Regions from separate parts of the Mus musculus genome. Here regions 2, 3, 4, 5 and 6 are each linked to region 1. Evidence: chromatin loops called from intact Hi-C (ENCODE). Cell type or tissue: heart. All regions are shown on one strand. Each heading gives the region's core, and the rest is flanking DNA. Links, peaks and the distances in the headings are about the cores only.

Region 1 (5,381 bases), core at 712-4,711:
TTTGGCATGGAGTTGGAGTGAGTGGGACTCAGAACCAATCCCACTTTGATACCAATGTATACTCAAATCAACACCCATCTTACTATACGCTAAGGCTTGACCAGCTTATGTGTATGTGTCGTGCCCACAATACACATAGACACATATGGGTAACATGTCAAATAGAGAAACTCAATTAGTGAGGCAGTCCATTCCCCACCCATTCCTTAGAGTCATGGGTTTATTGTCTCCCTGGTTTCCTTGGACCCACGCTACCACACACTGTATGTACCTCCCCTTGGCTCTCTCCCAATCAGTCTACCACACTTGTCCCAGCTGGCCAATTCCCCTCTCAAAGGTGCTCATCCTAACCTGGCCTCTCCAACACCAACCTTTCTGTGAACATTTTTTACATAATACTTGATTAAGACTAAAGTTTAGGATGGTTAAATTTGGGGAAATAACCTGCAAACTCATTTTTAAATAGACCGGCAAAAATCTTAATTACAAAGAATGGCACTTTCTAGAATGGATTTAAATAAGGCTAAATTAAGTCAAATACCTTGATTTCTTTTTCAATCCTTATGATACATTGTACTTTAATTTTTAAATGTCCATACAAGTGTCAGGATCAACTCCAAGCTCTCAGAGGTTATGAGACTCATTAAAAGCCTTTCATTCATCAAAATGATTTTACTTTCAAAGATAAACATCAACTTAGCCATTAGGGAATCGCTGTTAAATAGTCATGTAGGCTCACCAAAGGACATTTAGCATTTTTCTAAAAATACTTCTAAAAATTACATGCTAGAACAAGATGGTTACCTGAATATGCTCACAGTTTAACAGGAACTGAAATTACTTTCACATAATGTTCTAAAAGAGCACCACAAAGAAGAAACCACGGGGTTGTGCTGCGGCATGTTGGGTCTCCGGTGAGTGGGACATCTCTAAAGCACAGAGGAACGGTTGCAGATAGCCTAGGGAGCCCAGCTTCCAAAGACGGGCTTGGGGGTTAGCTATTTAAATACGCCCCCAACCCTGGCCAAAATCCATCAAGGACCAAAATTCATATTATTAAATTGTCATTATTCCTTCAAAAACATTTTTATCAATATTTACCATGAAAAGTATTCAAGTAAAAAGAAACTTACTTATACTCTTGCTCATAGTAGTTACTTTAAAAACCACTATTTTTCAAGTTGCAGACAATGCTACTTAATAACTATTTAGATGTAGCAGTTTAGAGCATGTGAGATTCTTAGGAAACGTCTTTGCTTTTATTACCATCCTTTTATACACGCTGGGTGGATAGGGCAGTAGAGCCTGATTCTGACTGGAACATCACCCTATGCTGTTCTGAGGCGTTGACTAACTGCTGCGGTCTATAGATGATAGGCAAGTTTAGGCATGTACCTTGTTCTTAAGGAATAACAATGTTTTACAACATGAAATCCCACATTCCCTTTATCTATCAGAACTAAACATATGCATTTCTGTGGATGTGGATAGTGCTCAGGAAGATGTATGTTTTCATTTGAAATAGTTCAATGCTATACTTACTTAATAGAAATAGATTCGCTCTAAGAACCTATAATTCTGCAAAGTTCAAAAAAAAATGTAGGTGACAGATTAAAAAAAAAAAAAATCAATGAGCTCCAAACAGTAACAGCTCGAGATACTCCCTTCAAAATGCACAAAGATGCTCATGAACTGCACACAACGGGCCACTGTTACCATCTCTACATGGTAGATGGCTGGAGGACGGACAGGCAGACAGATGGATAAATAAATAATGCCTAGTCTTTTCTAAATTAAAAAAAATAAAATCCTCAGATTTTCATATTAACTTGAATAAATTATCACATTAAGGTTTCTGGATGATTAATTTGAATAATAAGACAGTGGTTGCTACAGAATTTCTGGGAAAAAAAACATTTTCGAAGGTAGGCTTAATTCTATTTTGATTTGAATTAAAAAGACGAGTTCACTTAAGAATGTACCTCTATGAATTAAGACAATTACCAGGGAATACATTTTAGGTAGTCACTTTTACCATTAAAATGGACAAGCAGCCCACACTCCCCACACCTACAAGGCATTTCGGACAGGGGAAGCGTCTGTGTGTACCAAAAGGTATGCTGCTGCCGGCTATCAGAGGATCAGAAGCTGCCCCAGGCATTATTCAAAAACCCTTCTTTTTATAGACAGTTGCAAAATCAGTCTCTCAGAGGTGCTACGATTTGGTTCAAAGCCTCCTAGAAGGTGAATGGCGCTGTTAAACCATTAACCACTCAACTCCTGAGCACAGGGAAATTAGGCTCGCACAGACAGCAGCTAGGATTTCCTTCTCGGAGACCGCAGCAGCAGTCAAAATTAACAATGGATTATTCTTGTAATTAGGGCACGGGGAGGGGGGAAGAAAAGGGAGACAGAAGTTAGCAGCATAGCTTTCCCTTAGATAACCCAAAGACTCAGACTTTATAATACAAGACCACAAAAAAAAAAAAAAAAAAAAAAAAAAAGAAAAGAAAAAAAAGCAGTGGCTGTTAACACTTGTTTGGGGGCAGGATTTCAAATACAAAATGGAACTTACAAAAAGAAAAAAAAAGATAAGCTACTTAAACCTTAAAAGGGGAACTAAAAACTAATGGTAATTTTCTCATGTATCACATTTCAAAGAAGAGCCCTTACTGTATAAAGATCCCATGAGTTCATGACAGCTTTATTCTTGGAGCCACAGAGCCAGCTATTGTTATGCTCTGAAACTGTGGGAACTGCTGCCACCTGTCGGGCAGGATCTGCAATGGCAGTCTTTTACTCGGCGAGCTCCTCCACTGGGGACAGAAATGTCCTGAGCGTGTAAGCACTTTTCTAAACAGCAGGTGGCCTCACTTTGGCTACAGATTTACCTCAAAGACGTTGGTTTAAAAGCTTTTTCATGTTTTGTAAAATAAACTCCAACTTCCGCTTGAATCTAGCTGCTAGGTGATTTGTGATAGGGAGGATTTAAAAAAAAAAAAAAAAACACCTCCTTGAACTCTGCAAAATTCATGACGATAAACAACAGACTCACAAAGTCTAGCTCAAATTGCTAATCTGCTCTCACTCAGCCATTCTGCACCAACCAGACCAGAAAAGACAGGTATTCTGCAGAGACTCGCGGCAAGGGGCGGGAGCGGGAGTGGGGGTGCGGGGGCGGGGCCTGGTGGTGGGGAAGGTTTAGGAAAGTGCAAAATGCCAGTTACCCAAACTACCGCCTTTTTTCCAGAATTCATTCCTCTGGGATAGTGATGACAGAGTTGGCCTTTTCATGAGGTTTCTTGTAACTTTACACATCCTAAGAACAAGAGTATATACTTACTTACTGTATGGAACCGTAAACTCAAACCTTGAATAGTAGCAACACGGGTTGAAGATGCTGGCATAATTTTCTTTAAAAAGAAAAGGAGTTCACTTTTATCTTTTCATCGTAACCATCAAGTGACACTTCCCTTTGACTGTCTCCTGTGTCTACTAAAATAGCCAACAGTTTTGTAATTGTCAAAGATATAAAGCATTTTAAATGTTAGCTATGTAGTGTTATAAATAAGGACAGAAACAAAGGGTTTCACTATCTCCAAAAGAAAACATAATAAAGATTATAAACAAAGCAGAAACCATTGTAACAGGTAGCAGACATTCAGTCTGCCTGTATCAGAAATGAATACTGCCCGTTGTGCCGTTAGAAACACCATCCTCATGGAGTAGTGAACCATTACCCATTACTACAGAAAATGGCAAAAGCTAGTAACGGCTAACACCATGCGCACACACACACATACGCATGCATGCATGCACACACACCTCCTTGCATGTGCCATGCCATGCATACACTTAGACTCCCTTTGATATAACTGCATGAAAACTTGCTAAGTAGTAGGTCCCTCAGACCATAACCACTATGCTATAGTTAGTACCCACCCTATGCTCTATGCTAGGTACCTTCTATGTGCAAGCACTGACCCTTTACACACTGTATGGAACATTACCTCCATCTTACAGATGAGGTAAAGGACAGAGAGAGAAATTATAAGACACGTCCAAAGCCACCAGCTCAGTGGGCTACAAACTAGAGATTTCTAGTGACCAATCATGGAAATCATTTAATTTCAAAGAAAGCTCTGGGTCAGTGAGGTGATTCGCTGGGAGAAGGTGCTAGCCAGCCGCCAAGCCTGACAGCCCGGATTCAATCCCACGTAGCAGGAAAGAGAACCGGTTCCCTCAAGTGATTCTCCGACTTTCACACACCTGCAATGGTGCATGTGCACCCTACACACACACACACACACACACTGAAGTGTCTTAAAAGTTTCAAAAAGACATTGATGACCTGCTACATGGAACACACGCTTTCAAGCATCTTTTCACAAAACAATTTCTTTTTAAAATTAAGTTACTCGAAAGTCTTTAAAATGGACAGGGTTCTTTTAAAACCTGAATGAAGCACGATTTAACATTTCCTTTATTGCCTTCCTATGCATTCATATTATCACAATAAAATGAACATATTTCACAGCAAGAAAGGGATTCAGCTGCTACGAAATATAAATAGTTGATCTACAAAGTCATTATGTATCCCATTTTAAGAACATATTATAATATGCAAACCTGTAGAGAGACCCCATGTTGATAATGAGTGGGATCATTTGAATTTGCAATATGCTTGATCTTTAAGGAATTAATAATCTTCTACTTCATTTTTTTCAACAGCACACTTTTACCACTTTTGTAGTGTCTTCATTTTGAAAGCACTTGGAATAAACAGTTTAAAAACTGTAATTTTCTTTGTAGGTGCAGTATTAAATTGCAATATCGACTCAAGCACCGAACTGCAGAGCTGCTCCAAGGACAAAAGGCATCTTAGATGTCTTAAACATATTACCAAGAAATCTTTTCTTTAAATCAAGCAAGGTAACCCCCATTCTTTTCTCTCAAACAGTGATTCGTCTTGTTTCGTATCAAAATCCAAAGCAATAGTGTTTCAGGTACTGCATGCTATATAATAAGAAACAAAAGAAAGGTTTCAAAGGACATGCTAGCTTTGATCTGAAGGGACGCACAGGAAAACAAGCAGGTGGATCTCTACCAACAGTCACACATTATCTCTCTCCAGGACATTCTTAAGTGATGAGGCAATGAGATAGGACAGGGTTCTGTTTTGGCTTTAATGAAGCTCCCTTTTCTAATGGTTCCTGGCTGGCCTCTTCCTCTGGGGGAGGCATGCCTGTAATATACACTGTCTCTAGCTTTTCTTGGGGTAGACCAGTTGTTCCTTTCAGATTTCTACCTACTCTTACCTAGATGTGAAAACTACTACTTTTTTTCAAATAAGACACACTCTATACTTTTCACTCAAGATG
Region 2 (5,381 bases), core at 811-4,810, 73 kb after region 1:
CTGAGCTCTGAAGCGGAGGACCAGCCCCTCCCATGACAATTTACCAATACAATGTACATTTCACACACATGCTTTGTAATGTGTTACATGCATGCAATGCACATGTATGTCACATATGCAGTACAGGTCTCTATAGGTCTCCTGTATATAAGTACACATAACTATATAAAACATAACTCTATTTAAGAAAACATTTTTAAGTCAACTTGACATTCTGAAGTGTTGGGATTCTGCACATAGCATACACTCTACATGACAAAATAATGACGTCATGGGAAATCTAAAAATATAGGCTATATTTCCATAATTTTCCCTTCAGTTTCTCTAAGGTAGGTGGAAATGAATATATAAAAATCTTAAAAAGCAGCTTTCCTCTAGTAACACTTGATTACTAGTGTAAAAGATACCAGTCTTGGGCACACCCTAAAGCAGATCCTACAGCAGACAAGTAGAGAGAATCAGGGAAAGACTAGAGCTGGATTCGTCACACGCTCACTGTGCCCAAGCATTCCCGGAGGGGAAGATCACCACTGTCACAGGTCAAGGATGGAGAAGGAAGAGGCTGTGAGACATGTGCCAATCACGGGGTCCTATCAGAACCCAGACACAAGAGGCAGAAACTTGGAAGAAACAGCAAGAGGGGTTTTACTAATATAGTCTCCAAGATGAAGCTACAGCATTAGCCAAAGATTCTGGTTGACACTAAAATATTGCAATGATATATAACAACTACTGGCTTATATACATTACAAATAACAGGCATATATTAATATACATATTTTATGTGTCTACATTAATAGAATTGTTTCTGAATTTTCATTATTTCTATATTCCTCATTAGTGCTGTACTATTATTAACTATAATAATAATACTATATTAATATTATTAATATAATACAATAATATGATAATATAATCAATATTACTATTATTATTTTATATATTACCCATGTGGTATATATGTTCTGTGTATATGCAATAAATTATATGAGAAATATTGACTTATCTGTTCAGGCTATGAAAACATAGTACACTTTAAAAAAATGTAAGGGAAACTATTCTATTTCCAAATATACAGGGGATATTGTAAATACCAAATAACTGTAATAGACGCTATGATAACCAAATTTGTTATCAACTAAGGTGAGAAGAATCACATCTTCATAAACCATCTTGGGCGGAACATGGTGGTGCAGGCCTCAGATCCCAGAAGTGAGGAGGCAGGAGGAGGAGGGCTTGAGAAGCAAGGCCAGCATGTTCTACCTGGTGATTGCCAGGTCAGCCAGAACTACTCAGAAACACCCTGTCTCCAAAATAAAAAGGTCATCTCAGTAGAAGAAAGAGACCACTTTAGGGAAACAGCACGGTGGGCTTCTCTGAGCGGAAGTCAAGGGGCCTAGCAGGAAAGGGGAGTCTGCCCCAGGAAGAACAAAGCAGGAATCCATGCGGCACTGTCAGACAGGGGCTCGGGGCTCCCCTCCCCAGGGATCGGCAGAAGTGGCCCTCACTGGAGATGAAGGCTGCTGACTTACACTTTTTCCTAGCTCACACAATGGCATCTCTTTCTAGGCGCCATGGGGCAGGAGCACACACATTCCCTCTGCAGAGCAGCTCGGGCATCTCAGGAAGGCTGTTCTCGAGAAGTGAGAACAGAGCAGGTAAGCCTATTCATAGGACGCTTGACTTTAAAAGAGTCTGCTTTCCACAAAGCAGAATGTTGGGTCCTAAAGCAGTAAATAAGTCCGTGTGCAGGAGTGATTAACTCTCCGTGACACGTTTGATTCTTTCTGCAACTAACCTTGGTCCTTGTGAAATGTCAGCAAGCTATCCCATAGCCAGCCCATGAAATCTCGCTTAATTTCTTCTTATATCACTGATAAGAAGCCAAATAGTAAAATACATCTCAAGATTTATAAACCATTTTAAGGTTTACAAACAAAATATAAATAACAAAAGCAAGTATAAAAATATTTTCTTTTCCAATATAAGAGGAAATAAATAATTAGATATTTCAATTATTCCCCAAAATTAGGAAGACTCTTCCACATAGTTTTGGAAATTCTGGAACTCTCGCCAAGCGCAACTGAGCATAACCATGGCTTGGTTTTCCATTTGGGATGGATGGCTCCACTGCATCGGGAGTGCACTCACTGGGCCTAGCAGCAGAATCTGATGACTCTAAGATGTTTGAATTATTGTTTCTGTTATTAAGTAATAATAACCTGAAGAACCTAAGCGCTGGGCTCATCATCTCTACCATCAGGAGCTTCACTCCTCACTGTAAATATCCTTTGCACACTATCACACCAGATCTATAGGAACTGACATTCCAGAGCACCACTTCAAGCCCCATCAGGGTCAGAAGATCAGAACCTAAGGCTAGAGAGAGGAAAACTTACATTTCAGCATTCAAACAAAAACAAAATAAATTCAAAGATAAGAAAAGCTTTTTATCTTTAATGATTGGCAAATATATTGAATATATTAGAAATAAATCGGTTGGAAGCATATAAACAAGTCTTTAAATGTTTATACAATGAACGCTTACAGGTATTCCTGGCTTTACACTGTGCTCTGAAACAGAATTATGCTTGTGGCGCCCTCTGCTGGGCTTGCCACAAACAAACTCAGCCTAGCAACACTAATAAAATCCAATCAAACTTATGTATCAAATGAAAAATTACTTTTTTGTCTATGTGCATTTTATGATTATATAAAAACTTAGCTAGTATTCACTTTGATGAGACTTTATATATTTATCTATTAGGTGGAATTTCAATAGCTGTTCCTCATAAACGAAAGAGTAAATGTCGTCACGTATTTAAGAGTAAATCTAGTCACATAAACCGCATACATATGTATGACGTGGACGCAGAAAGGTCTGGAGACAAAGGAAACAAACAGCAGAGAAGAGAAGCAGGAGAAAGACTGGCGGGAAGATGAAGGACCAGGCACTCCACATATAATATTTGCACCACGAAGTAGAATGTTACATATGGAGCAGGAGATGACTCGGGGAGGAAGCGCTGGCCACACAATCACCTGGGCTCACATGCAAGACCATGTAAAGGGCAGGGAGGTGTGGTGGCCATGTCTAACTCTCCCTAGAGCAGTGGGCAGCCACCCTGGCTGCACAGCCAAGCTCAAGAGACCTTGCCTCTGTGAGTAGGTAGAGAACAGAGGAAGGCTGCTGACCTCAGCCTCAGGCCTCCACACACATGCATATACATATACAACCACCCACATGAGCACACATACACAGCACCCATACCACCCTGACCCTCACATGCCAAAAGGTTATATACAGAAAAGTCTTAAGACACCTTGTTTTTGTTACTACATCTGTCACTTGACAATATTTTCAGGTTCTTAAGACTATTATGATAAAACATTTTAATAAACTATTTTGTTATTTTTTTTTCTATTCTTTCTGGCTTTTTAGTTCAATCAAAATCATTCATTTTAAAACATCAAAGTAATTTTTGGTGTCTCCCTTTAACTTAAGTTTGTTTTACAATAAGCCTCAACAACATAAATTGTGCATACTTATAAGCCCTTTTAACAAGTTTGAAAAGCACCAAGCACCAGGAGCAACAGAGTAGCTTCCACTTCCTGAGCATCAATTACGAGGAATAGAGAGTTCGATGGCGTCCACGAATTATATGCAGTCTTTAAAAATGAATGGAAGTCAAGTTCACAGAGACAACACAAATCACCTAAGGTGCAGACATAGCTTGTTTTGAAGTTCCCCACCAAACAACACAGAGAAGGAAGGGCGTCCTCAACACAGGAGGGGAGGGGGCGGCGTCCTCAACACAGGACAGAGGGGGCAGGGCGTCCTCGACACGTGATTTTTTCACTTGTCAGTGCGACAGCTAAGGGGGGTGGGTGATGAAGAGGATGTTAGAGAAGGACGAGCCGGTGATTTATGTTATACCTTGGACCATTACGAGACTTTTTATTGTATTCAGTGCTGCCAGCTAGTGGCCCTACTTCATAGTGAGTCAAGAAAATAATACTTAAAAAACAAAAAACACGCTGGGCGTGGTGGCGCACGCCTTTAAGAGGCAGGCGGATTTCTGAGTTCGAGGCCAGCCTGGTCTACAAAGTGAGTTCCAGGACAGCCAGGGCTACACAGAGAAACCCTGTCTCGAAAAACAAAAAAACAAAAAAACCCCAAAAAAAAAAGAAAAACCAAAGAAAACAATACTTGGTTTATGTTATTGAATGTAAAAGTCTCCATTTCACATTGCAGGATCATGTTGTAAATGTGTGCACACAGGACTGACTTAATGATATTTCCCATTACTGCAGTGTCCTCAACCTCCATAGCACCCCTTGGCCAGTCCTTGCCTTGCTCCCAACCAAACTACAATATACACCTAAGTCAGAATTCACTAAAGGCCAGCATGTGTAAGCTAAAAGGTAGCCTACAAAAGAAAGGTAGTCCATGCAAAAGAAACCTATGCCATTCTAAATATTTTACAGTAACAGATTCCTTAGTGACAAATAATATAACTTTTCTATGCAAGCCAGAACTAATGAAAATATGGACATAGAACAAAAGTAATGTCTATGATAATACATTACTCAAGTAAAATCCACCCATTTGGTAAAACAGTACTATCAGCAAAGTTTATCATTTAAGAATAGACAATAAAGCCGGGCAGTGGTGGCGCACGCCTTTAATCCCAGAACTTGGGAGGCAGAGACAGGCAGATTTCTGAGGTCGAGGCCAGCCTGGTCTACAGAGTGAGTTCCAGGACAGCCAGGACTACACAGAGAAACCCTGTCTCAATAGTAATAATAATAATAATAATAGGATAGACAATAAGTAATTATGATGTTTCCTCTTAGAAAAAAAATTTAGTTATTTTAAAATTTGAAGCAGTCATATTTTACTAATGATTCATTGTTTTGATAAGTATCCTGTACAACAACTTAGAAGACACACATAGTTCTTATCATGAGATGTTATTTAACTGTGATGTGTACATGTTCTTAGCTGATGTCTGTCATCATATGGCATTATTTTAGAATTGCTTAAGTCAAGTTCTCAGCAGAGAAATAAATCACCAATTAATCAGTGGCTTAGACAAAAATATAACACAGCCTCTATCATGTCATTGAAAACCTGCATTTTAAGTATAGTGACATCATAAAGAATGTGCTGTGGATTTAATCAGTACCAAAACAGAAGAGCACAGCAGGCAAAGCAAGCAGAACAAGTGAACTTCCAGAGAAAGTTGCGAGGGAAACAGGAACCAGAAGGAATGCCAGGCGCCGGGGAGTCCAGACTTCCTTCTGATCTATACTCTGCCTCAAACACACACATCGCCACAAAGTTTTGGTAAAGCCTGCCATACCCCATTTAGTATGCA
Region 3 (5,381 bases), core at 882-4,881, 310 kb after region 1:
CAACCTGGACTCAAGAGCCTGTCTCTTAGGTGCTATGCTATTCTGGAGAAATTAATTAACCTCGCCACTCCATGTGGCTACTGGGAACTGAACCTGGGTCTCTTGCAACAGCAACTAGTGCTTTTAACTGCTGAGCCATCTCTCCAGCCTGCTGGATTTTTATCTTACAGTAAAAACACAGAGCATATGGTACTGAAAAATGCTATGTCCTTTCTTTTCTTCCTTCCTTTCTGTCTCTTTCAGGTAAATGTTTGGGGCTAGGGCCCTATACTCTCTACACACAACCATATGTGCTCAACAAATATTGCTTGCCTGGTGGCTAAAGGTCTTTTGCCTCAAAACTGGTCAAGAATTCCCACTTATCATTGGAGACTGTAACTGTCCCATGGCTTTAAAAGTTCTTGCTGTGCTGTGGACGTTGCTCATGATGGCAGACATTCCTTATGACTGCAAACCACATTACTAGAGTGACTGCTGTGTGCTTTATGACGCTGAACATTTGGCTCATGTTGTTATTTGTGTTCATCTGTTATTAACAATTAAAAAGCTTTCCTTTCAAAGTCAGGGCCTTGCACTAGCTAAGCCTATATACTCTGCCACAGAGTGCCAACAAAACATTTTTTTCAAACGCATTTTTAAATGTCAAGTACCCATAAAAAAAGTTTTCACGGTTGACGCTCTCTCCATTTGCCCTTCCCAGTGCTTAGGAGGAGCCTGAGTCGAAGCCAGACTCTTGCCAGCAAGCCTTAGAGAAAGTGATGCTCACTGGTGGGAAGGGGACCCATGCCTCCCCTTCTTGCTAGTCAGAGAAGTAGAAACTCCAACGGAGTCTAAATGCTGCTTTGAACCCACACCTAGAATGTGCAGAAGCTGCCCCAGGCTCTTAGCATTTCTGGCAGAGTCAGTGGCCCTTGCTGACCAGCTCGAGCAAGAAGCGCCTCTCTTCTCTCAACTTCCCTTGACGCTCCAGAGAACCCTCCAGAGAACCGATAGGGCTCTGTTGTTCCCAGGGCCGGTCCCCAAACCACCGTTTGGTTGGTTGGTTGATCGGTCAGTTGGTTTGTTGTTGTTTTCTGAGACTGGTTTCTCTTTGTGGTCCTGGTTGTTCTGGAACTCTGCCCTGTAGACCAGGCTGGCCTCGAACTCACAGAGACCCGCCTGAGTGTGTCTCTGCCTGGTTCAAACCCTAACCCTAACTCCTAATCACTTGGAGGCAGACACAAAAGCAAAATGGAGGTGAACGGTTTTCCAAGCCCCACAGTCCACCCTTCTGTTGTGCTGGGTCTCTCAACCCCTCATTCGTTTTATGCATGAAGGGGGGGGGGGGGAAGGAGCAAAAAAATACTCCACGTCTATAAATCCTTATAGGCTCAAAGTTCCAAGGTGGCAGGAACTGGATCTCTCCTCTTTTTACAAGCTGTACTGTGGGCCAAAGAGTTGAGTCAGATTCGGAGCTCAATAAATGGGCGTGGCAACTGAATTGCGTATCCCTTCTCTTCCGGCCTGCAGGAAAGCCACCCATCATCCCTTCAGGGTGGTGTGATCACTCCAGTGGACTGCAGACTGCGCCAGGCAGGGACTTTGGACTCTCTGGGAGGTGGTTTTGTGTGGTCATAGCAGCAGCTTGTCAAAGGACGAAGCAGAGGAGGGACGGGAACTTTTTAAAAACCCAAAGGCTCGTTATTTTTAACACCCCAGAGCTTTCTCTTTTCAGATTAAGCGGCTTCTGCACTCTTGCAAAGGATTGCACAGCTGAGGAATTCGTATTTACGTTTTAAATACTAATGGCTATTACTGTTTTAAGACAGGGTCTCATCTAGCCCAGGCTGATCTGTAACTCACTATATAATAGAAATTGACCTTGACTTCTGAATCTTCAGCCTCCAACTCAGGACGCTGGAATTTCAGGTATGCACTACCATGTTTGACTATTATTATTGTTTCTACATAAAGGACTGAACCTAGGACCCCAGGCTTAGAACTATATCCCATTTCCACCTCCCGCCCCACCAACCCCCTACTCATTCTGTGGACAATGCTCAATGCTAACCTCAGACTCACAGAGATTGGCCTGCCTCTGCAAGGATTAAAGGTGTGCCCCGACACCTCCTGTCTCTGCCTCATTTTTTAAACTTTTCATTTTGAGACAGTCTTGCTAAGTTGAGCAGGCCAGTTTTGAACTCTCTTTTTTGCCCATATAAACTTTGATTTTCCGATCTGGCTTTAGCCTCCGGCGTGGCTGGGATTACAGGTCGGTACACAGTGCCCAGCATTTGAGAGATTTGTTTCTTTTGCTTCTTTAACAGTCACAGACAAACTCACTGAAGGTAAAGGATGGGTGGAGGCTCCTGGGTGTGGCCAGCAAGGGCCTCCTGACACCCAAACTCCAGGGTGTCTCCTAGGGAATCAGACACAGCTAGACTAAATTAGCTCCTTTCCTTTTCCCTCCAAATTTAAAAACCTAAATGCTTTCTTGCTGAATAATATATAAATAAAGGGAAGACAAGCAAAAAGATGCCTGAGCCTCTGAGAAGGGTCGCCACTGTAATATGTAGTTTTTCATCTCTCTTCAGTTAAGGTCACTCACATTTCGGCTCCAAAATGAAAATAACCACAAATGGCCACAGCACAGACCCATGTACAATTTTCTCCATCTTCTAAAAATGAAATTACAAATGTTTGCAACTAAGTACTTCCCGCCGCAAAGTTTCTTTATCAAAAAGGACACCATATTTGTCCCAATGCCTATGTGAAGGGCCTTCGGCCAAACGAATGGGAAATCATTGGCCTGATTAACATCCTGTGATCTTAGATCTAAAAATGACCCGGAACCGGGTAAACAAGATGACGTCAGTGTGCTGGGCAGGCAGCGGTTCTCTACTGCCACCTGGAGGGCAGTGTGGTCAATGCCACACGAATTGTTTGCTAGTTTAAAAAATAAAAACGTTTGGACTAAAATGTGTGTGGGAACAGGGTCTTCATAGAGGGACAATCTTGATAAAATAAATAAATAAATAAATAAATAAATAAATAAATAAATAAATAAATAAATAAATAAATAATCAGGCTCTACATGGAGCTAGCGGTCTGGCTTGGCTCATGACAAAGGCCACCTGATTTTCCGTGCAGCTTCAGGCTTCCTTGGGACTTTGGCGTGGGAGGGAGTATCATGGTTCTAATTTATTTTCTTGTCAGGCTAATGTGAGAGAGAGGCTGCCCAGCTTTCTGCATTACACAACCGGCATGCTGGGAGATGCCCCAGAAATGTGCTGGGGTTGAGAAAAGGTCAGAAACTCGTCACTATTTCCCTTAGAAGACCGTCCACGAAAAGAAGATGAAGGGTGAATTTTAACGTAATAAAAACAAAAGCAAGACTGGCTTACTTTCAGATGAGTCCATTTGCTCGGAATGTTTACCAACCACCTCAGAATCTCAGCGGCTGAGGACAACATCTATGCTTTCCTTGCTAGTGGGCATGAAAGTCTGCCATGCCCTGACCAGGCAAGCAGGACTCCAAGCTCAAGGTCCCACACAGGCTGACTCTGCGTGGTTCCGTTCTTGCAAAGGAGCCAGAAAGAAAGTTTGTCCTATCTCTGAGGGTTCAGTGTTCAAGGCCCAGGTCAACCCAGGCAAAATCAGAAGATGCTCTTAGCCTCAGATCATCTAATGTGTGGGGCGGGGGAGATACACACAGTCTCCTATTGACGAAGCCCTGTGAAGTTCCATGGCCAAGTATGGCTGTGCGTAGTTCTGCAGAGAGGGAGGAAGGGATTGCAGATAACTGTGTGTGTTGTTAAAATAGTAAACATAGCATTATGAAAGCCTTTATACTTGCTTCCCTCTCCCCCTTCCTTCCTTCTTTCCAGCCTTCCTTTTGTTTTTGAGACAGTTTTACTCTGTTGGCCTGGTCTAACCTGGAAATCATTATGTAACCCAGGTTGGCCTTGAACACCTATCTCAGTCTCTCTACTGAGGATTGGAATTGCAGGCCCCAGTGACCACACTCAGCTCTTTTACTTTCTTTTCTTTCTTAGTTTCTTTTTTTTTTTTTTTAACTTTCATTTTTTTCAAAGAAGAACTTTAAGCCAGGCAGGATAGCACAATCTGACCACTTAGGCTAGCCTGAGCAACATGGTAAGCCCCTCTTCCAGAGTGAAACAAATTGCACTGGCAATGTCAGTTGTGGCAGACCATGGGCGTGGCATGCTCTGGTCCCCAAGTTCCTTCCCCGGCACCCCAAAGAAGCAACTTTAATCCCCACGGTGTAAACCGATTTCCTTCCAGGCGTGAATGGTTTGAGTGATAGCATCCTTACATCGCTGTATTCGTGGATTCACAGACGCAGATTTGTCGGCATCTAACCTGTGCCCCTGACCTCAGAGGCTTATTACAATGGGACACAATGTGTATTCAAACCAAGTCCCATGGAGGATTGTCATGGAGGATCAGGGCTAAGTTAACAGAGGAGCCACCATCTGTGACTGTTCCATCTGGATCTCATAGATAGCATGAGAGTGAAGGGCTTCGTGGATGGAACAGCTCAGAAGGGACCAGTGTCCCTCTTCTCACGGCCCTTCCTTCACAGGTGGGGGATGACTCACAAACTGTGAGGAAGCTGGAAGGAAGCAATAGGACTTCTTGTGCCAAATTCATGTTACTAGGAAGGCTCGGATGCACCAGTTGGCAGTCCATCAGGCTGGGCATGGTGGGCACACCTGTCTGCCCAGAATTCAGGAGGCTGAGCAGGAGGAATATGAGGTGGAGGCTTGCCTGGACCAATAGAAAGTCTCTGTGTCAATTAACGAAAGAAGGGAATTGGCAACATTTAATGATGTTTGGCATATTTTGTATTTCTTTGTTTCTGATTTATTTTACTTTTTTGAGACTGGCTTTCTTATGTTTGCAACCTTTTTGTTTTTGTCTTTGTGTTTTTAAGACAGGGTTTCTTTATGTAGCCTTAGCTGTCCTAGAACTAGCTCTTCAGAGGATCAGGCTGGCCTAGAACTCACTGAGATCAGCCTGCCTCTGCCTCCCCAGCGCTGGGATTAAAGGAGTCCACGCTGCCGCCGCGCCACTGCAAGCATTGTTTGACAGTTTGTTTGTTTTGGAGTTTTTGTTGTTGGCTTGTTTTTGTTTTTGTTTTTCAAGACAGGGTTTCTCTGTGTAGCCCTGGATGTCCTGGAACTCACTCTGTAGACCAGGCTGGCCTCGAACTCAGAAATCCGCCTGCCTCTGCCTCCCAAGTGCTGGGATTAAAGGCGTGCGCCACCACACCTGGCTTTTGTTTTTCTCATTTCCTCCTGCTTCTTCCCTAGAGGTCTGAAGGTCAAACACGAAGACTGGAGGGTGTGATGGTTAAATACAGGTCATGGGAGATTCAA
Region 4 (5,381 bases), core at 963-4,962, 440 kb before region 1:
ATATTTCCTCCTCTGAGTATTTTGTTCCCCCTTCTAAGAAGCACTGAAGTATCCACACTTTGGTCTTCCTTCTTCTTGGTCTTCATATAGTCTGTGAATTGAATCTTGGGTATTCCAAACTTTTAGGCTAATATCCACTTATCAGTGAGTGCATACCATGTGTGTTCTTTTGTGACTGGGTTACCTCACTCAGGATGATATTTTCAAGTTCCATCCATTTTTTATGTTTTTGTTTGTGTTTGTTTGTTTGTTTGTTTGTTTTTTGAGACAGGGTTTCTCTGTATAGCCCTGGCTGTCCTGGAACTCACTTTGTAGACCAGGCTGGCTTCAAACTCAGAAATCTGCCTGCCTCTGCCTCCCAAGTGCTGGGATTAAAGGCGTGCACAACCACTGCCCAGCTTCAAGTTCCATCCATTTGCCTAAGAATATCATGAAGTCGCTGTTTGTAATGGCTGAGTAGTATTCCATTGTGTCAATGACTACATTTTCTGTACCTATTCCTCTGTTGCAGGACATCTGGGGTTGTTTCCAGCTTCTGACCATTATAAATAAGGCTGCTATGAAAATAGTGGAGCATGTGTCCTTGTTATATGTTGGAGCATCTTCTGGGTATATGCCCAGAAGTGGTATAGCTGAGTCCTCAGGTAGTACTGTGTCCAATTTTCTGAGGAACTGCCAGACTGATTTCCAGAGTGGTTGTACCAGCTTACAATCCCACTAACAATGGAGGAGTGTTCCTCTTTCTCCACATCCTTGCCAGCATCTGCTGTCACCTGAGTTTTTGATCTTAGCCATTCTGACTGGTGTGAGGTGGAATCTCAGGGTCATTTTGATTTGCATTTCCATGATGACTAAGGTTGTTGAACAATTCTTTAGGTGCTCCTCAGCCATTTGAGTTTCCTCAGATGAGAATTCTCTGTTTATCTCTGTTCCCCATTTTTTTAAAGATTTATTTATTTATTATATGTAAGTAAGTACACTGTAGCTGTCTTCAGACACTCCAGAAGAGGGGGTCAGATCTTGTTACAGATGGTTGTGAGCCACCATGTGGTTGCTGGGATTTGAACTCTGGACCTTCGGAAGAACAGTCGGGTGCTCTTACCCACTGAGCCATCTCACCAGCCCTGTTCCCCATTTTTTAAATAGGGTTATTTGTCTCTCTGGAGTCTAACTTTTTGAGTTCTTTGTATGTATTGGATATTTAGCCTTCTGTCAGATGCAGGACTGGTAAAGATCTTTTCAGCAAAATTCTGGGTCCTGTTTACATAGCCAGTCTGTTAGTTTATGTCTTCTTGTTGGGGAATTGAATCCATTGACATTAAGAGATATTAAGGAATAGTGATTGGTGCTTCCTGACATTTTTTTATGTTATTTTTATGTTTGTGTGGCTATCTTCTTTTGGGTTTGTTGAAAAGTTACTTTCTTGATTTTTCTAGGGTATAGTTTTCCTCCTTGTGTTGGTATTTTCCATCTATTATCCTTTGTAGGGTTGGATTTGTGGAAAGATGTTGTGTAAATTTGGTTTTGTCATGGAATACTTTGGTTTCTCCATCTATGGTGATTGAGAGTTTTGTTGGGTATAATAGCCTGGGCTGGCATTTGTGTTCTCTTCGGGTCTGTATGACATCTGCCCAGGATCTTCTGGCTTTCATAGTCTCTGGTGAGAAGCCTGGTGTAATTCTGATAGGTCTGCCTTATATGTTACTTGACCTTTTCCCCTTACTGCTTTTAATATTATTTGTTTTGTGCATTTGATGTCTTGAGTATTATGTGACTGGTGGAATTTCTTTTCTGGTCCAGTCTATTTTGGAGTTCTGTAGGCTTCTTGTATGTTCATGGGCATCTCTTTCTTTAGGTTAGGGAAGTTTTCTTCTATAATTGTGTTGAAGATATTTACTGGCCCTTTAAGTTGATAATCTTCATTCTCATCTATATGTATTATCCTTAGGTTTGGTCTTCTCATTGTGTCCTGGATTTCCTGGATGTTTTGAGTTAGGAGCTTTTTGCATTTTGCATTGTCTTTGATTGTTTTGTTCATGTTTTCCATGAAATCTTCTGCACCTGAGATTCTCCTCTCATTTATCTCTTGTATTCTGTTGGCATCTATGGTTCTTGATTTCTTTCCTAGGTTTTCTATCTCCCTTTGTGATTTATTTATTGTTTCTACTTCCATTTTTAGATCCTGGATGGTTTTGTTCAATTGCTTCAACTGTTTGGTTGTGTTTTCCTGTAATTCTTTCAGGGTTTTTGTGTTTCCTCTTTAAGGGCTTCTACCTGTTTAGCATTGTTCTCCTGTATTTCTTTAATTGAGTTATTTATGCCCTTTTTAATGTTCTCTATCATCATGATGAGATGTGATTTTAAATCAGTTTCTTGCTTTTCTGGTGTGTTGGGGTATCCAGCTCACTGTGGTGGGAGAACTGGGTTCTGATGATGCCAAGTAGCCTTGGTTTCTGTTGCTTATGATCTTGTCCTTGCCTCTTGCCATCTGGTTATCTCTGATGTTAGCTGGTCTTGCTGTCTCTGACTGTGGCTTGTCCTTCCTGCAAGCCTTTGTGTCGGTGCTCCTGGGAGACCAACTCTTTCTGGGAGGAATTTGTGTATGGAGAGCTGTGGCACAGGGTCAGCTCCAGGGTGCAGACAGAAACCGGGAGAATCCTGTCCCCAGCTGTTCCTTACTTCCTGTGTCCTGATGGCTCTAGACTTGGGCCAGGAATTTGAGCAGAAGTGGTGGTCTTACCTGTGCTCACAGGCATGTTAGTACTCTTGGGATTCTGGCTCTCTCCCAGCGATATTTGGGTATGGAGAGCTGTAGCACAGGGTCAGTCCTGAACCTGGCACAGGGTCAGTTCCAGGCTTCAGTACTTTAAATGATAACTCTGGTGTTGCTTTTGGGCAAAGGTCTGGGATGCCATCAGCTGACCCCTTGCGTGTACCATAGAGTCCAGCATTCAGCAAGCAGTGATGGCTTCCCTCCAGACAATCACTGAGGAAGAGAGCCGCAGTGTGGGAGAAAGAAGCATCAGAGTGCTGCTTACAGGCAGAGGTAAGCGCTAGAAAGGGGGACCCAAGTTGCACACGCCAGGGCAGAAAGTCTTATTAAAGCAAAGCTTAGTGTTTCGCAAGTTATTTTAACCCGAGTGTGTGTGTGTGTGTGTGTGTGTGTGTGTGTGTGTGTGTGTGTGTGTGTGTGTGCGTGTGTGTGTAAAATAAAACAGTTTACAAGAATCTGGGTGAGGAGTAACTTGCATCCCCCTCACCGCGGCAACCAGCTCAGACATCTCTCGCCACGGCCGCGAGGTGGCAGCAAAAACCCGCTAATGTTCAGGCATCCATCCAGACCCGGAGAAGGACTGAGAGCCCTGGGAACTTTTTTTTTTTTTTTTTTTTTGGATGTTCCTTGAGATATAGGGAAAACTCGTTTTTTCGGGTCTCCAGATAATAAAAGTTCAAATATTATATGGAAACTCCTTCTCTCCAAACCTGCACCCCTCTGGGCTCTCCCTGTCTTCCCATCTCCAGGAAACCCATCCAGTCTCCTGTCTCCTCTGGTCCTTTTTTGGTGTCAGGTATTGGACTCTGGCAGCATCCAGGCCTGCCTTCACCCTTTCCCAGTTGCTTCTTTCCATTCCTGAGAATGACACTGGAAGCTGAGCCGCCTAAATAATTGTTCCTTTGATCTCTCTCTCTCTCTCTCTCTCTCTGCCTCTGCCCCACTCTCTCTCAGGACATGGACGCTGGACAATTACAAGGAGTTAGCTTCGGAAGGTGACAACTGAGTGTCGGGCCAGGAGACCCCGGGGTACAGTGGAAACCTCAGAGTAAAAAACCCAGAAACTTGGGTTCAACTTCTGTCCACTCTGGGATTCAAAACCACCCTTACTTCATAACATGTTCTCTAAACCTACACTTCCAGTGAAGGGTTGCTGCCTTCTAGAAAGTCTTTCTGAAATTCTTGTGGCTACAAACCAGAAAGACTGGGCCCTGGGCCTTCTCTATCCCTGGATGCAGTCAGCCAGGCTGAGAAACAGTTTGCAGAAAGCTGGGTGTACAGAAGCTGGGCCGAGCTCAGACCCAGATTCTCCTAGGTTGCTGGGAGTCTGGTAAGTCCTGAGTTTCCTGCCCCACCTCCGACCCACCTCTGACCCTCTAGCCCTTGGCAGGAGCCATACTCCTAATTACTTACTGCACTAGCCTAGTCAGCCACCTCAGTGACTGAGGACGCCCCTCCGGAGTGCCCATCCAAGCACCTCCTCCAGGATGTCCCTGCACAGTGGAATTAAGGCAGAATGAGTGGTCATGGAAATAGACCCACTGAGGAGTCTTACTCTGGGTAGGAGGTGGCTTGTCAACACTCCCCTCAGGCCAACTTATGGGGGCAGGGGGAGCTGTCACTCTCCATATTTCTTGAAGTCACAGGGAGTAGAGACCCAGGACCATTGCATTATAAGCCATAAGCCCGCAAACCAGTGACAACCTCTGAGGATGGTCCTTTGAGCTTTCACTAAGGCTGTTTTGGCTGCTCAGTGGATATGGGGTCAAGACAACATAGCTTGCTGGAACCTTGTACCTAACCTCATGTGACCTTCCCACTGACTCAACTGTCAGCTTCTCCACACCCCATGGGCAACTCCCTACAGTCACCAGGAACCAGTCCTGCCACGCTGCTCCTCCTGGAGCCACTGCTCCATCCACACCCGAGGCCTCACGATGCCTGCCTGGAATCCCTCCACTGAGTCCAATCCATTTGTCTGGATCAATGTTGTCCTTTCCCCTCTCCATCCCCGTGCATCCTGTGTGCACCTGTTTTCTCAACTGTCCCTTCCACCTTGAAGGTAAGCCTGAATCTCACTTGGCCCTCCTCTCTCGGTTCTTACAGAACGTAGGTGATATTTGTAGACTGAGCCGGATGCCCAGCCTACGTGCTGTTGAATGAAATCCTAGGCACACCTGTATGTGGGTGTGTCCCCTGAGTAAAATGCATATTTACCTTACTCACGCAACACGAATCAGGATCACACATATCCACTTCATACACTATTGAGTTCAGCCCACTGGGGTACTCCAACACATCAAGCCAAGGTCTGTCCTCTCTACGAGTGGAGCCAGCTCCAGTGAGCTAGGGCCTTAGTAGGAATGGCTGCTTTTAGCCCCTTGCTGGGGGCTCTTGAAACATCAAGTCCTAAATAGGTGTGTAGTAGCCAGTCTCTTGCAGGGCTACATTCCCCCTCAACATGAGTAAAGTGCTTGGGGCAAGACACTCCCTGACCTATTCGCTCTTGCTTTCAAATTTACTTGTCTTAAGTGCCAGCAAAGGATCTTAGAAATCTGTTTACTGGGCTACTGGTAACCCTAGGAAGAAAGACTGGGGTTGGGACATG
Region 5 (5,381 bases), core at 413-4,412, 350 kb after region 1:
AGGCTGGCCTCGAACTCAGAAATCCGCCTGTCTCTGCCTCCCGAGTGCTGGGATTAAAGGCGTGTGCCACCACACCCGGCTCGGGGTCATACTTATATTCTTTCTAAACATCAAGAGTCCTCTTGTGCCTGCTTCAGCAAAACTTCCTTTCGAAACGTCATATGACATAACTGAGTTCCCGAAGAAACCAGAAATTTCCACTTCATTCCACCTTAGAGAAAATACATTACTTTCAGTCTGCTTTCAAAAGACAACTTCCTGCGACTTAATGTGACAGAGGAAGCAGCTTCCCCCTCAGCAGCGCATTCCCAGGGGATGTATACGTTACCTGAGGTGCGCTTTTTTGCTTCAGAGTTTCATCTTCTCTGTCATCTCCACTGCCCACTCTGTCCTGTCCCTCCTTTTGCTGCCCCCCACCCTCTGCCAGTAGCCCCCCCCCCCCCCCCCCCGGTCTCACAGTTTTTACACAGGCACCTGGCTCTAATCTAGTCTCTAAAAAGCAGCCTCTTTTGTTGCTTTCTCTCTTACACAAGCAAGCTTTACATTGACGTGATGGCCTTTAGGCTGTCAAGGTCCTGCTAACATCTTGGGGAGGTCGGCTTTAGTAGCAAGCACTCCAGAGACCTGGATCAGCCTCTTCATCAAATTTGAACTTGTTTTCCTAGAAGGAACATGGAAGGGCAGCTCACACCACAACCAACTGTGAGCATGTCTCTTTTCTGCAAGCCTCTCTTTCCCCTGTCCTTTCTATCTACCCGGGAAGAGCAGGGACCAGAGGCATGTGTGCATTACTATCCAGCCAAAGAGGATTCCCGGAGATGCTGGGTATGCTGACAAAAGAGCGTCCCATGGTATATCATGTTTATTATATTGTGAGCATATGCCAGATATGTTTATATCGCTATCATGTCATAACCATCAGGTAGAGATGCCACAGACAGGGCACCTTTAGCAATGGTCCTGCCTCAGTTCTGGAGCCTGGAAGTCCAAGGTCACGCTATCAGTAGGCTTGGTGTCTTCTGCGTCTATTTCCCTGTTTGATGGTTACTCTTGACTGTCAACTTGACTGGATCTGAATCACCTAAAAGATACATCTTCTCCAGGTGGGCCTGGGAGGTATTTTCTGGGAGAACTAATGTGGTAAGATCCAAACCTAGTGGGTACAGTGCCTTCTGTTGCACCCCAGGTAGAAGGGATCCGAGGAAAGACCATGCTGTTTGCTGGTCTGTCTTTGTGGCTTGCTAGTTAAGTGTCTCTGCCCATTGCTGCTGCCATCAGAACCAAGCTTCTTCAGCTGTGTGTGTGTGTGTGTGTGTGTGTGTGTGTGTGTGTGTGTGTGGGTGTGTATGTGTGTGTTTGTGTGTCCACACACACTCAAGTGTGGAGACCTAAGGTTCCTCTCTAACGTCTCTACCTTACATATTGAGGCTGGGCCTCTTGCTTTGCCCACAGCTGGTTGCTTAGGCTAGTCTTATTGGCCAGCTTGTTGAGGGTTGGCACAGAAGATGGGGGACTCCCTGTCTCTGTGTCTCATCCTGGGATCATGGTGGGATACTATTCCTTGTGGATTTGGCATGGGTTTTGGAGATCCAGTCTTCACACTTTCACAGAAACTGCTCAACCCCCTGAGCGATCTCCTCAGCCCCCCTAGTGTCCTTTTCTGTGTCAGAAATCTCTCCTTGTGTAAGCACGTGGGTTGGACCACCCTTACGGCTTCTTCAACTAAAGGCTCTGTCTTCAAACACAGTCTCAGTCCAAGAACATCCGCACCTCAGGCTTCTGAGGATGAACTTTTTAAGGGTAACAGTCCCATCATTGGCTTACACTGAAATCAGAGTACAGGAGCGGTGTCTGTCTGCAATGTGCGTACATCCATCTGGGGCTCGTGAGCTCCCAAACTGAGATCCTGACCTGGAAAAGCACATAGGGGTGCAGGAGATGGTGAAGATGAAAGCAGACATCCTACAAAATACACCCCAAACCAGACCTCTCCCCTCCCCCCAGGGACCTGTCACAGAGGTGGGGTGTGTGTGTGTATGTGTGTAGGTTTCACCTGTGAGAATCTGTTGGGACTTGGGTAATACTCGGACACACACAGCCTGCCCAGGACTTCAGGCTAGAAAAATAACGCTCATCTAGAAGGCAAGGCTGCCATCTAGTGTTCACATCTTGCCCACACAAGTGCCGGTAAGCTGTTGTGGCACAGGGCCACTCCTCAACTTCTGGATGGGCTTGCTGCTAAGAAATGGTGAAAAGTCATTACAGACAGAATGATTATTGTTGGAAATACAAAGAAATATAATCAATAAACAGTCACAGATTTTTCCAAAAGCTTCTAACAATTTAAGGGCAGATGATTACTTTGAGAGAAATAAACAATTCATTGACACCCCTCCCACCCCACCCCACACATGCATACACACTTGTTTGTGTTCTAGCCTCTTCATGGCCATCCAAATTGGTGTTCTTTTGTTTTTAATAACGGATTCCATGGAACCTGACTGAAGTGCATTTTTACAGAGTTTAAACCCTTCTTCCCCTTGGCAATGAGCATTTCTGAAACCATCCCTGTGCATGCCTGTCTTTTATGACAAAGAATGGTTTGTTTGATTAGCCAAGGCAGTTTTCCACACAGCTCAGTATCTTTCCAAGTTGTGGCCTTCAGAACCAAGTGGGTGCTGGCTACTGGGTCTCCTATGGAGCGAACTCCAGAGTTGGGAAGGGGTTGATAGTAAGAGAGATCCTGGGCATCTGTCCCTGCTTGTCTACAGAGAGCACCTGAAGGAGGGAAGCGGGCCAAGGCTCATCCCAGGGCAGCATCCGTGTGCAGCTAGCATGAGAGCACACACGGAGACAGACAAGACAAAGGGGCCAGAGGTGCAGACAGTTAGTCCTTTGAGCAAACCTACAAATGGCCTCTGCAGAGCCCCAGGCCAAGGTGACCTCAAGGTTGGGAGTGGTAAGAACAAAAAGAGGCCCCTCCAAAGCTGGAGCTCTGACCTCACTCAGTTCTTGAGCATGGAGCCTCACTTGGGTTTCTTTCTCCTAGAGCCGAAAGCTTGTTAGTTTCCAGCATGCACACTGCCTTCATCTTTATCTGAGCTTGTAACTGCCTTTGACTTGACCTCCAGAAGAGCAAATGCCCTCTCTGACTTCCTTGGGCACCAGCACATATATATTACATTAAACACATATACATACATACATATATTTGTCAAATCTTTTTGAAAATAATGCAATTTCCAAAACAAACCCAGAGGTTTCTATATGAGAGACACTGAGAAAACTGTTTCTTGGCAGTTCTAGGGACTGTACACTAATTAAGCAAAATGATTAGCATTGCCCATGATATACGTGCACAGTCGCGTATAATTAATTACACGTATAGTGCATACAACAGAACTCTGAGGAACAGATAACCTGTGTGCTTGTAGACCTATGGATGCACATATAAAATCACACACATAGGGTCTGGAGATGCATGTGTGAAGACCTGGATTCAGTCTGAGTGCTGCATAAACCAGGCATGCCTATAAAGTCATCATGGTGGAGACAGCAGGGTCAGAAGGTCAAGGTCATCCAAGGTCAAGGTCATCCTCACTACATAGAGCATTGGAAGCCAGCCTGGCTACGTAAGGAGGTGTGTGTGTGTGTGTGTGTGTGTGTGTGTGTGTGTGTACATGATATTATAAATATATATGATATTATATATACATGATATTATACACACACACACACGCACATGTATATTCACATTTATATAAAGTCACACTCTAGAATAGCCACAGAAAATGTACAAATGTACAAATACCCATAGGACTCAAGGACATATCCACCTCCCAGCTAAGGATGAAGTATAATGAGTTTAGGGACAAAGGTGCGTCTTAGTGTTGGAGTGCTTGCTTAGCATGTCTAAGGCTTCGGGTTCCATCAGCAGCACTACAAAATCCAACAAGAAAAACATCAGTCTCATTGAATAGCAATGTCTGGCAGTAAAGCTTTTAAACATTGTTACAGTGCCTCGGGATCGTTTCTGTTAACTCGTGGGTAAAGTTTAAGGTTGAGTCAGAAAAGAAAATGTCAAAAGGGAAAAGGTAGCATTTGGCTTTCTTGTCCATAATCCTCAGTTCCCGTCGGCCACCGAATGGGTCTCAGGGTTAGCACTCACATGGTCAAGCCTGGCAACAGGCCCTTTACCCTCTGAGCCATCTTGCACTTGACTCGGAACTCTCATCTTCTCCAAAGCCAATCCCTTCCATCATCAGCCTCCCAAGCTTTGGGCTGTCATATCCAGCTGTGTGCTGAAGAACACTTGCGTGTGTAACGGTGGCCGGACTCAATCGACAGCACAGGGCCTCTTAGATGGTTGTCATTCTAGACTTGCGCTTTCCTTATCTCTGAGCCCAGGGTTTCTGTTCCGGTTCATCTTTCTGCCAGTGGACAGGAAAAAAAAACTGTTAAGGATACTTGTGCTCTTTAGGTTTTGTCAACTTGCCAAAAATTCGGACATACCTCGTAAGTCGGACCTTCCATAGGGCAATCTACCTGCATTAGATTGGCACGTCTGTGGGATCTTTTCTTGATTAATGACTCAGGCAAAAGGGCCTAGCCCACAGTGGGTGTTGCCGCCCCTGGGCAGACGGTCCCAGAATGTATAGGAAAGTTGAGATGACCGAGCCCATGGGGGGAAATGCGGTAAGCAACATTCTTCTGTTTTCTGCCAGTTTCTGCCCTGGCTCCCTCAGTGAACAACCGTGGTAGCAACAGAAGCCAGGTAAACAGCAGCCTCCTCAAGGAATGGGGCATGGATGACTTTCTTTTAAATCCCAGCAAGAGAAATTGACTGTGTCTGTTTCTAGTTCTTCTCAGGATGAAACACGCACGTGGCTACAGGCCTAGGAAAGCTTTCCTTACAGAGGGCCCAAAGGTACTGGGGGGGGGGGGGAGGGTCTGGGCTTTGATCATCCCTCTGACACATCCCTCGAGCACCTATCTAAGGAAACATTATCTTGATGTCCTGCCAAGCGAGCATGCTGCCTAGGTGATCACAGCCTGACCAATGGGTCACTCATTTATGTGGTCCCCAAGTAGGGGTGCCAGGTTAAATATGGGGGGTCCATGTTAAACTTGAGTTTCAACAGAAATAATATTTTACTGTGAGCATGACCCAAATATCATATGAATTTTTATTTGCACGCATGCCTGTGTCTGAAGGGCAAGAGGGCAAGTTGTAGGAGTCTGTTTTCTCCTCCACGACACGGGTCTTGGGATGGAACCCGAGCGGTCAAGCTTGGCGACACAGCACCTTCGCCCTCCAAGCCACTTTGCTGACTTTGTTTGTTTTAGACAGGGTCTAATGTAGTCTAGGTTGGCCCTGAACC
Region 6 (5,381 bases), core at 571-4,570, 870 kb before region 1:
AAAAAAAAAAAAGTGTGATGCAAACTTTATTGCTGTAGATGAAAGAGCTGAGCTTTTGTTGCAAACTCTCTTCCTCTGTATCTAACCTTCTCTCTCTTGCAGTACGTCCCTACTTGGTGTGTTCTTTGTTTTTCAGACATGGTCAGCTATAGGCCAGGCTGGCCTCATTCTCACTCTTGATTCCCTGCTCAGCCTGCCCAGTGCTGAGACTGCTGGACTAACCACCTATACTCTCTCCTTGTCTTCTAAATTAAATTTCCCCCTCAGTCGCCCTCTCTGACTTTGTGACTCGCTCTCAATCATTTGTTTAGTGGTTTGCTTTTACTGTTTAAGCTCGAGCTCATACTACTCAGCAGTAAGTTATCGAGCTCTTAGTGGGGTGTCAGAATACCATGTTCTCTCTGTCTAAGATTCTGAGTTTTTGAAGTCTGGCTATACAATAAAGAAAATTTGGAATAAGTTTCATTGAGAATGATTTTAGCATGCTTATTACTAGACAGATTTTCCTTCATGCGGTGATGGTAAACTGTCAGGTTGAATCGTCTAGAGTCACCTAGGAGATGTGCCTCTGGGCACCTCTGTGAAGGGTTATCTTAATGAGGTTGATGTGTGAAGACGTGGTTCCCTGGGCTTGCGTCCTGGACTACATGGAAGCTAGCCCAGCATTTCTATTCCCCCTTTCTGCCTCCAGACCGTTGATGCAATGCAGCAGACTGCTTCTATTGCTGCCAGGACTTAACCCTTCATGAGGGCCAGTATTCCCCAAATGAGAACCACAGCAAGCTCTTTAGTTGCTTTTGACTGGGTGGGTGTTGTATCATAGCAACAAACAAATTCAACAAGGTATATTTAAAGGTTTAAACAAGTAAAATGAATGAAGCAGACTTCTCAATTCAAATCCATGTCTCTGTAAATTAAAATCAAATTGGAATAAGAAAATGCAGCTAATATTTTATCATGAGCAGGTACAAATTGAGTACATAAGAAGTTTCTGTTTTAGAGTTAACTGTTAATCAAGGGGATCATTAAACTTTCCGTTGTTGGGAGGCGGGGGAACTTGGGAGTAGGATGACGTGTTTTCAGGTCCATGCATTTCAGAGTACTGGTGACAAACGTTCAGATGATAGACTTGAAGCCCCCGCAAGCTCAGGGCGTCCTGCGTCATGTACCACGTTTCTGTCTCATGTCAGTGATGACTCTGGAGCTGAGCTGCTTCTCCTGTCCTGCATTTAGCAGGGCCTTTGCCTCACCGTATGGCTGGCTCTGTGGCGTCCTTAGTGGAGCCATGTGCTTTTTATAGTAATTTTAAGTTGGTCTCATACATAGGTGGAGTGGGGATGAAAAATTTTTCAAAATGAAAGAGGATAAAGGTGTGGGAAAAGAATTGCTGTACTTCTTGTGGAAGGCACACAGAAGGAAAGGTAGGGCTTTCTGTCTTTGCCCCTCCCATTGCAGTTGTTTATACCTCAGAGGACGTTTTTACTCATGGTATCAGTCTTTGAATCCAGTAGAGTTGTCAGAATACCTCTACTGGTATCAAAATAGAGGTATTTTGATAGCAGTCGAGGTCCGTATGCTGTTTTAACACATTGAGACATCAGGTGACATAGCCTGTGATACTCTGAGGCAGGTTCTTTGCTTAAATGCAGGCTTTTTTGTTGTTGTTTGATTCTTTTTAAAAATATAGATTTTATTTTTATTCATGTGTGTTGGTGTCATGTCTAGCTCCAGGTGCCCTGGAACTGTTGGGTACTGGGAACTTCACTCCATTCTCTGGATGAGTAGCAGGTGCTCCTGCCTGCTTCACCCAGTCTCCAGTTCTTCAAAGACAGAGCCTCAGGTAGCGTAGACATGGCTCCAGTTTATAATATTGACAAGGCAAACATTGAACTCCTGTGCCTTTGCCCCCACTGCCCATTGGGAAGACAGGCATGAGGAGAGTGCCAGTTTGTTTGCTTTGTTTTTTTGTTTTTACTATATTTTGTTTGTTAATAGCATGAGAAAATTTGTTGCTAGTGCTATTAGGAACCTCAGACTCCAAGTTCAAGTTCTGCTTGACACTTGTTGATTTGGATCTGCCCCTTTAAGGCGTCTTTTGTGCTTATAAAGTGTTCTTTTCATCTACAGTGCTGTGAAATTGTGGGAAAATTAGCCAGGGGAACTTGGTTCTGTTGAAATTGCTCTCTAGGCAACTGATAGGATATCCATGTGGGAGTGCGTGGAGGTCTCCCGCATGTCCACTCTAAGCCTCCCAGGCTTGTAGTGGATCCTCTGCGTGGTAACTGCACCATTGCTGATGGTGTTCTCAGGAAAATAAATGGTCATTGTTTGGAATAGTGCTGGGACTTTCCCCAACTGCTGACTGAGGAGTTGTTCCCAGCCTGCCTGCCTGCCTGCCACCAGATGGTGCTAGAGCTACACACGTAAAGGCAAATGCAGCTGCAATGCAGAGGCAATGTGCGCTCTCTCTCTCTCTCTCTCTCTCTCTCTCTCTCTCTCTCTCTCTCCTTCCCTCCCCCTCCCTTCCTCCCTCCCCCCAGCTCTGTCCCTCCTTCCATTCCCCCCCCCTCTTTCCTTCTTTCTTCCTTCCTTCCTTCCTTTCCTTGCTGACCTTCCTGGCATGCTTTGAAATGGGTTCACACCAGTTGAGCCAGTTGACCACGGACAATATATTAGTGATGGAAACTTAGGGCCATGCAACTTGTCTTTCCTGTAAAAGTTGTCTTGATGCATTGGCCTGTGTGTAAAACTGACAGTGTGAGGTTTCTGCATCCTTTTAAGTAGCCACAAAAACACCATGTTTACAGTAATCTAAAGGTGATGTTCAGAGGACATTACCAACAAAATATGCCTGCCCAGATTTTAAGTCAAAATAGAATAATTTATAACTGGGTACATTTCAAAATATTAACTATTGTTTAATAGTAGAGTACCTTATCAGTTAGCAATTATACTTAAATTTGAAGTGTTTTTTAAATTACAAATAAATATGACTTGGGTATTGCAGAAAATAAAAGGAATACTTTTTGTTTAAGTTACTCACATATTATATGAAACAATTATCTTTGTTTACACATTTATTTTGAAGGTAAACTTATTATGGTCATACAGTTTTGTTAGTTTTTTCTCTTAATTTATCTTGAATATTTTACATGAAATCAAAATCTCTTAGGATGATAATTTTGATTCACAAGCTGGTTTTCCATTCATTGACTCTTTAATGATAGGCATTTGGATTTCCAATTACTTTTGGTCCCTTCTTAACCAAAATTTATTTCTCTGTGTTGTTTTATATTTATTTCATATTAACGCTAAAAATATATTTCTAGATCGGGAAGAAAGGGTAGCTTTTGTAACTTTTGCTCGAATTTTTATTTTACCACCAAGCTTTGTAGTTAAATACAAAGATCATCAACAGATCACTTCTGTTTTTGTTACTGGTTGGTTTCTCGTTTGGTTCTTGAGTCAGGGTCTCTCTATAGCCTGGACTGACTTGTGATCTTGCTACCTCTCAGCCCCCGCCCCCAACGCTGGAGGTGGAGGCGTAACTGCCACGCCCAGCTTGGTAACCCTCCTATTCAGAAGGATTGAGAATGCTCTGAAATGGTAAACTCTACTAAATACAGATTTAAGAGAGCTTGGTTGTATTCCTTAACATCCAATCCTTGAGACTCTTCTGTTTGTGGAATTTGAATTTTAGGTTTATTACCTGTTCTTGAGATATAAGCCAATATTCATTCATACTTCATAACAGACTAACTCACGGGCAGAGCAGGGAGTTGCTGTGTGTGTTGTTAGTTTCTCTTAAAGGATAATAATACAGTAAACAGAATAGAATAAGATGAAATAAAAACTGACCCGCTGAAGTTAGACCAGACAAACAGCTGGAAAAGAGTCCAGGAGAAGGCACAAGAATCAAAGACTTCATGTTTCCTAATACTGAGATGAGAGGACAGTTTCTCTATGAATGTTTCCAGCCTGAAAAGTTGCAAGAACTATGTTTAAAAAGTTATTTTGAAGACTTGAGTGGAATGTAGCTTTTTAGGGTAGCAGAGGTGTAATACATATATTTTAGGAAGGCAAAAGGAAGGAATTACATTCTTAGGAAGAATTAGAAGCACACCAGTCTGTGTTAATGGAAGAATTCTGCCCTTGCAGTTGCTTTTTGATTTTTTTGGTTTTGCTTCTTTTTGTTTTTAAATCTCAGTCACTATATTTTTATTTAAGCAAATTATTTCTTAATTAAATTCTCCCATCAACATAAGGAAGGAAGTAATTTATTTTAAAATTAGAGGAAACAGCAAAGCTATTTTCGTATTTGGAGAATGGATAGAGAAGACGCTTTATGGCCTTTCAAGTGAATGTGGGAACTGTTTGTACTTTCCAGAAAAACCAACAAACAAGGCAGACCTAGGTTTTCTTATGCAGAGAATCTCACTGTTTCATCTTTTGTAAAAAAGAAAGCAGAAGGCACCCTGTTCTCCTAGTTTCCCAGTCACTATGACAAGTACTTACAAAACTAGCCGAAAAGGCTTTATCAACATACAGTCTGTCCGTGTGAGAGCTGAGAGATTTCACTTCTGTAATCGAAGTATCTCTTTAAAAAAAAAATCAGTTATTTATTTATGATGTATTTTATATAAGCAACATTATTGGGTTTTATTTGAGGATTAAAAATAGCATTTTTATTGAGAGAGTTTTGGGGATTATTTTTTAGTGAGTTGAAAATAATTGTTTCTATATTGTAGGTATTTGACTTTTTAGGTTATGAGGGTGTAGCTTATTTTTTTGTTTTTGTTTTTGTTTTTGTTTTGTTTTGTTTTTGTTTTTGTTTTACTTAAAGAGTTACAGACAACCCCAAAATCGTGTTTAGGTAAAATGTTTCTAAAATTACCTATTTATTTCTTGAGACTCAATATACTAGCACGTAGATATGAGGAAGTGGAACTCCACGTCAGCTTCTGTAATCAGCCTTTTACAAGTGCAGTATGTCAGACATCTCCATTTAGGTGTTGTCTTAGCTGTATAGTTTAGAAGGAGCGTCTTTATTCTCTGAGCGTCTCAAAACATTAGTTCATTTACAACTTTATCACTTACAACTTTATCACTTACAACTTTATCACTTAAAATGGCCCCAAATAATAAGTTCTGATTACTCCTGTTGGCTTTATGTTCAGATAAACACAGTAATCAGATTGTTATATTAAGGTTAGAATACTGGAGAGAAACTTGCTTTTTAAATATAATGCTCTGTACATCTTTGCAGATGCTGCTTTCACAAAGCTCGACGTTGTTTTCTTCATATCCCTGGATTTTACAGGCCATCAGCATAGTTCCCTGCCGTTGGCTGGGAGACTGCCACTAAACAGAAAGTGCCTGAT

What was found. Hi-C counts contacts between places; a loop is a spot of excess contacts. Peaks named below come from ENCODE experiments on the same cell type or tissue, not always from the same donor. Only the 100,000 strongest peaks of a DNase experiment are listed, where the experiment ranks them.
Region 2: it touches region 1 in a loop (5-fold over the local background); 18 of 42 quality-filtered maps call a loop at or near these places.
Region 3: a loop joins it to region 1, with 13 times the contacts of the local background. A loop is called at or near these places in 5 of 42 quality-filtered maps.
Region 4: it touches region 1 in a loop (9-fold over the local background); 34 of 42 quality-filtered maps call a loop at or near these places.
Region 5: a loop joins it to region 1, with 9 times the contacts of the local background. A loop is called at or near these places in 20 of 42 quality-filtered maps.
Region 6: a loop joins it to region 1, with 4 times the contacts of the local background. A loop is called at or near these places in 5 of 42 quality-filtered maps.

The regions. Positions count from the first base shown.
Region 1 is chr17:85,187,161-85,192,541 of GRCm38, reverse strand. All of the region lies in intron 3 of Camkmt (calmodulin-lysine N-methyltransferase), which reads right to left. Among named protein-coding and RNA genes, the nearest start is that of Gm36826, 32 kb to the right of the region's middle. In heart, for the core only: no CTCF peak of the experiment used is centred there; a DNase peak (open chromatin) is centred at 2,771; H3K4me3 peaks cover 451 bases.
Region 2 is chr17:85,114,060-85,119,440 of GRCm38, reverse strand. The region is part of intron 3 of Camkmt (calmodulin-lysine N-methyltransferase); the gene reads right to left. Among named protein-coding and RNA genes, the nearest start is that of Camkmt, 26 kb to the right of the region's middle. In heart, for the core only: a CTCF peak has its summit at 2,606 (motif pointing left); no DNase peak of the experiment used is centred there.
Region 3 is chr17:84,875,502-84,880,882 of GRCm38, reverse strand. No RefSeq gene overlaps it. Among named protein-coding and RNA genes, the nearest start is that of Gm46582, 62 kb to the right of the region's middle. In heart, for the core only: a CTCF peak has its summit at 2,886 (motif pointing left); a DNase peak (open chromatin) is centred at 2,822; H3K4me3 peaks cover 551 bases; H3K27ac peaks cover 562 bases; H3K27me3 peaks cover 356 bases.
Region 4 is chr17:85,631,751-85,637,131 of GRCm38, reverse strand. No RefSeq gene overlaps it. Among named protein-coding and RNA genes, the nearest start is that of Six3, 14 kb to the right of the region's middle. In heart, for the core only: a CTCF peak has its summit at 3,304 (motif pointing right); a DNase peak (open chromatin) is centred at 3,291; H3K27me3 peaks cover 2,369 bases.
Region 5 is chr17:84,834,715-84,840,095 of GRCm38, reverse strand. No RefSeq gene overlaps it. Among named protein-coding and RNA genes, the nearest start is that of Gm46582, 21 kb to the right of the region's middle. In heart, for the core only: a CTCF peak has its summit at 2,172 (motif pointing left); no DNase peak of the experiment used is centred there.
Region 6 is chr17:86,060,684-86,066,064 of GRCm38, reverse strand. All of the region lies in intron 14 of Srbd1 (S1 RNA binding domain 1), which reads left to right. Among named protein-coding and RNA genes, the nearest start is that of Srbd1, 82 kb to the left of the region's middle. In heart, for the core only: a CTCF peak has its summit at 2,365 (motif pointing right); no DNase peak of the experiment used is centred there.